2 separate regions of the Homo sapiens genome follow, and region 1 is linked to region 2. A link is an interaction called in ENCODE POLR2A ChIA-PET data of the cell type or tissue named here. Cell type or tissue: Panc1. All regions are shown on one strand.

The links. Peaks named below come from ENCODE experiments on the same cell type or tissue, not always from the same donor. Only the 100,000 strongest peaks of a DNase experiment are listed, where the experiment ranks them.
Region 1: POLR2A ChIA-PET joins it to region 2 with 6 read pairs; 3 of 35 experiments call an interaction of 5 or more read pairs at or near these places.

The regions. Positions count from the first base shown.
Region 1 is chr7:3,573,517-3,576,016 of GRCh38, forward strand. All of the region lies in intron 1 of SDK1 (sidekick cell adhesion molecule 1), which reads left to right. Among named protein-coding and RNA genes, the nearest start is that of SDK1-AS1, 220 kb to the left of the region's middle. In Panc1, no CTCF peak of the experiment used is centred here; no DNase peak of the experiment used is centred here; H3K27ac peaks cover 1,404 bases.
Region 2 is chr7:3,471,789-3,474,288 of GRCh38, forward strand. The region is part of intron 1 of SDK1 (sidekick cell adhesion molecule 1); the gene reads left to right. Among named protein-coding and RNA genes, the nearest start is that of SDK1-AS1, 120 kb to the left of the region's middle. In Panc1, no CTCF peak of the experiment used is centred here; no DNase peak of the experiment used is centred here; H3K27ac peaks cover 1,119 bases.

The sequences.
Region 1 (2,500 bases), 100 kb after region 2:
AAACAACAGCCTCCACGTGTGCACCTCGGGAAGAAGTGAGTCACAGTCTTCTCAGTCACACCCAGCACCTGCTTAATGGCCACTTCTTCCAGAGCCAGCCTTTGAATATGAAAAAACAATAATCAAATGATCTTCTTCCCAGGAGTTGAGTCGGTACTCCTGATTAGCTCAGGGCCAACACTAAAACTAGAAAGCTGGAGGCTTTCTGGGAGCCAGGCTGCGTGGTGGCTGATGTGGCCACATAACATTGTGATTTTTGACCCTTCCTTTTCTAAGTCATGCTGAGAACCCTTGAAGCCCCCTGCTGTTCTTCTGTTTTCCATTTTCTCCTTCCAGTACTCATTAAAAAATAAATAAATAAACTGAATGTGTAATTAAGCACTATGTTTTGTGTCCTTTTTATGACAGGTTCATCAATTCTACATGCATTTACTGAATGCTTACTAAAGGCAGGGCTGTATTTTACATATCATTCTTTGTGAAGCTACTGTTTTCACTTCGGTTCTGCAGATAGGTTGGGTGTTGAAGAATTTGTAGCTGAGGATAGACTTTGCCTCTGCAGCTATCCTTCCTGATCAGACTAGACATATACCTGATTTTTTTTTTCTTTTTTTTTTTGAGATGGAGCCTCACTCTGTCACCTGGGCTAGAGTGCAGTGGCACAATCTCGGCTCACTGCAACCTCCACCTCCTAGATTCAAGCAATTCTCCTGTCTCAGCCTCCCGAGCAGCTGGGATTGCAGGCGCCTGCCACCATGCCCAGCTAATTTTTTGTATTTTTAGTAGAGACAGGGTTTCACCATGTTGGCCAGGCTGGTTTCGAACTCCTGACCTCATGATTCGCCCGCCTCAGCTTCCCAAAGTGCTGGGATTACAGGCATGAGCCACCGTGCCCGGCTCACATACCTCATTTGACCCTGTGGTGTGAAGTTGCTATTCCTACTGTTGTTAACTGATGGCAGAACGTAGGTTTAAGGTAACCAACGGGGCTAGCATGCTTGTTGCTGAAGTATATGAATGCGGGAAAAACTCCTGGCCTCCCCACTATGCCCTTGGCTCTGGTCAGTGCTGGGTGCAGCGTGCCTGCCATTTGCAAAGCAAAACCTGTAATCCCAGTCCGCATCATTCCCCTCCACGCATACATTTTATGCAGCTAAAGTAGTGTATAAAGTAGCTGATGGAATACTGTACTGCCTGGCTTCTTGAAATTTAGAAGGAAAACATTTCATTTAAAGTTACGAAACAAACCAACTACTCAAAGGCAGAAATAAGGAGACAGATGATGAAAGGTGACAGAAACTTGACTGATATGACCATGTTAGAATTACAGAATTAAGAAGAGAAGTACCAATTTTACAAATTACACGAAAGGCATTTTCTCTGAGTTGTAGAAAGTGAGTGTGAGCTGTTGTGTGGGAGCCTCTTGGTAGCTGTGAAGTACGGGTAGTCATGTCTGGAGTTACCCTTTCTGCCCCACTTCCAGTTGCTGGAATCATCACAGCCTCCCATTCCTGTGCAGCCTAAAGAATGCCTCCTTTGCCTCTTACAAGACAGATTCTTACGTTGAAGTTGACATCTGCCACCTGACTGCCATAACCAAATACCCTAGACTGGGTGGTTTAAGGCTGGGAAATCAGAGTTCAAAGTGCCACCAGCTGAGTTTCTGGTGAGGGCTCCCTTCTTGGCTTTTGTAGGTGGCTGCCTTCTTTCTGTGTCCTCACATGCCTTTGCTTGGTGCATGCATGTGGGAAAAGGGAGACAGCACGCATGAATTCTCTGGTGTCTCTTCTTGTAAGGGCACCAATTCCATCATGAGGGCCCCTCCCTTAGGACTTCTTCTAACCCTTATTATAATGCCTCCCAAAGGTCCTATCTCCAAAGGCCATCACATCAGGGGTTAGGGCATCAAACGAATGAATTTTGGGGGGACACAAACATCAGTCCCTAAGAACATCTAATTTGATGTTTTTATTTAAGCTAAAAGAATGCATTTTAACATTTTCGGGTTGGGGTGAGGGGGGACACCCACATTGGCTGTAGATAGTGCTTTTTGCTGGGTTTTGATTTTTCAGGATGAGGGAAAATCGATCTAGAGAGAAACAATGAAATTTCATTAAGAACTTCAAAGGGACTGTCTTCATAAAGGCAATAGATGTGTTTAGAGAAGGTTTGGGGGATCAACTTATAAAGAGCATTCAAACTCTTCATTTTTTTTGTTCTCCCAGATTTATGGGAATGTAGTAGAAACAGGCTTCCCAGTCTATCATGTGTCATTGAAACGCAAAACACAATAGCGTTTGTCTTGTTACAAACCAGGAGGCTGTAAATCTATTATTTATTTTTTATTAAAGGTGCAAGTTCCAGAGTGAGGCTCATGAATAGCCCAGAGAAATAGGAGATGAAGCCTTTCATCTCTGTTCTGTTCTTCCCCATGTGAGCCAGGTCACCAGTGATTGAATGGGCTTTCTGCTCTTGTGAAATATGTTTGTTTACCTGGACT
Region 2 (2,500 bases):
TTTTCTGTTCTTAAAAGTTGCCTGGTTATAGTAGTTTAAAACACTCTTTGGGACTTTATCCATTGAACTTCAATGTTCTCTGAAACAAATATTGAAGTGTTTTGCATTTGATTTTGAGGAAAGGTTTATTTTCCTTTTGAAAATAATCAAACTCTTTAAGTTGTTCCTAACCATAGTCACTTTTACTTGAAGGATGCATTATAGTCTTGAGCATTTTTTCACTTTTGTAATCGGTATGACCCTCTTGTGTTTTTGCTGATGAGATGGTAGCAGTGCTGTGGTATTGTTTGCAGGTCCTTTCTTATCCTTTATCTGTGTCTCCTTCCCACTGTGTTGTGGGTTGGTAAATGCATAGTTCCCTCCATTACTTTTTCATGGCTGAAGGGATTGTAAATATTGTTTTGCATTTCTAGTTTTTTTAGATGTCCATAGAATTCCATCTTTAGCCATAGTGCTTTTATAATTTTGTAATACCTTTGACTAGCTGGGGAGGGGGTATAGATAACAGTTTAGTTTCCACATATTACTCATTTTGTGCAATTTTATTGTGCTTCTGATATATGCCCAGTATGCTATTAGGTGCTGTGAAGGAAATGGAAAAAAAATTAGTAATTTTTCCTGCCTGAAGAGGTTTACGATCTAATTAGAGGGACAAGGCTAACTAAAAAGTTAGAAAACAATACATGGTGAAGATAATGTGTTAAGATATGTTTTAAAAGAACAAATTTATGAGATTATTATGGGTGTATCTTAATAGAATAATTATAACTGATAATAGCTGGTTCTACATTTAGGTAAAAATGATTACTTCCCTATGTCAAGGCCTGAAATACACAGGATGTTACATTTTGAATTTTAAAACAAATCAGTATCTCATTAAACTTTATGGAACACCATGAAACTTTCAAAATTTAGAACTTTAACCTAGATTACTGAATTTGCATTTGAAGACACTGAGGCCAGTGACGTCCTGGAGTTTCAGGTCTGGCTAACAGTACCAGCATGAGAACATAGGGTAACAGCAAGTTGCTTGCCGTAGTTTTAGGTCTGGCTTACAGTACCAGCATGAGAACATGGGGTAACAGTCAGGGGCTTCTGAGTAGTTGGCCGCAGGAGGTAAAGCTAGTAAGCACTGCTAACATAATAAAATGAAAGGCATTGCACACAGACCAGTGGTCTGCTATTTGACCCTTTCCCTTCCTCCTCTTCTTTTTCCCCATTTTCCTTTTGCTGCTCTTCTTCCGCCATCATCATCAGCATCCTGACATTTGCATGGCTTCTTACGATTTTGAAATTGTTTTCATATGTACACATTTACCGGAGCATCACAACAGCCTTGTGAGGAAGGTCAGCATTGACTCTGATTGAAGATGAGAAAACACACCTGCAAACCAGTGAACTAATTTACAAGAGTAAATGGAGCAGGACCTCAAACCCAAATTTCCTACTCCAAGCCTTTCACTGTACACACTGCCTCTTAGAAGGCTGGTTCCACCCCAAATCCTTTCCCAAACTGGGGAATCAATTAGAAGAACAGGTAGAAAACAAGGAGTGAAGTTGTGTTCAAATGCTTACAATAATTACTTGGCTTGTACCTTTTAAAATACTTTATAGATTTACTTCTTCAATAATCCTTGTAGATGTGTGTTTAGTGTATTGTTAGGAATTGTATAGCATTTACAAAAGTCTAGGCTGGTTTAAACCAGTAGTTTGTGGAGCTTTTAAACCCTGAGAGACCAGCCTCTAGATAGGACTCTTGCAGTATGTGGGACGTTGGCTGTCCTAAATGACCTCCAAAAAGGCCTTTTAAATCTACTCCTTGCTTCCATGTGCTTTATTCATGACTACCTTTTATTTCCTGGGTCCAGGTACTAATACATCTTGAATTATTTTTTTTTTTCCATTTTATCTTTCTAGTTACCTTCCTTCTACTTCTTGCTGCTGCCTCCTACACAGAGCCCTGGCTCCCACAGTAGGTTAATATGTGTAATAATGTTCAGGGAGTGTGATGAACATGAGCTGAAAATTTTAGACCACCGTATGGTCTGCCTATATTTTTCTAATTTTTTTTTCCTCTCCAAATTCGCGTATGTTCCTAGCTACCACAGCAGTGAAGGGTAGTGGAAGGAATGTGGACTTTGGAGCCCAAATAGTTTGGGCTGAAAGACCAATCCTTTCAGGCTCAAATGCCTCGATATTTTTGGACATCCACCTTTAACCTGTAAAATGAGGGTAGCTGCCTGCCATGTGGTATCATGCGCCTGTCCCTTTACCTGTCAACTTGACATCTCTACCAGATGGTGTTTTTTTTTTTTTTTTTTTTTTTTTTTTTTTGAGACCGTGTCTCTCTGTTGCCCAGGCTGGGGCGCGGTGGCTCAATCTCGGCTCACTGCAACCTCTGCCTCCTGGGTTCAAACAGTTCTCCTGCCTCAGCCTCCCAAGTAGTGGTGGCGTGCGCCACCACGACCAGCTAATTTTTGTATTTTTAGTAGAGACGGGG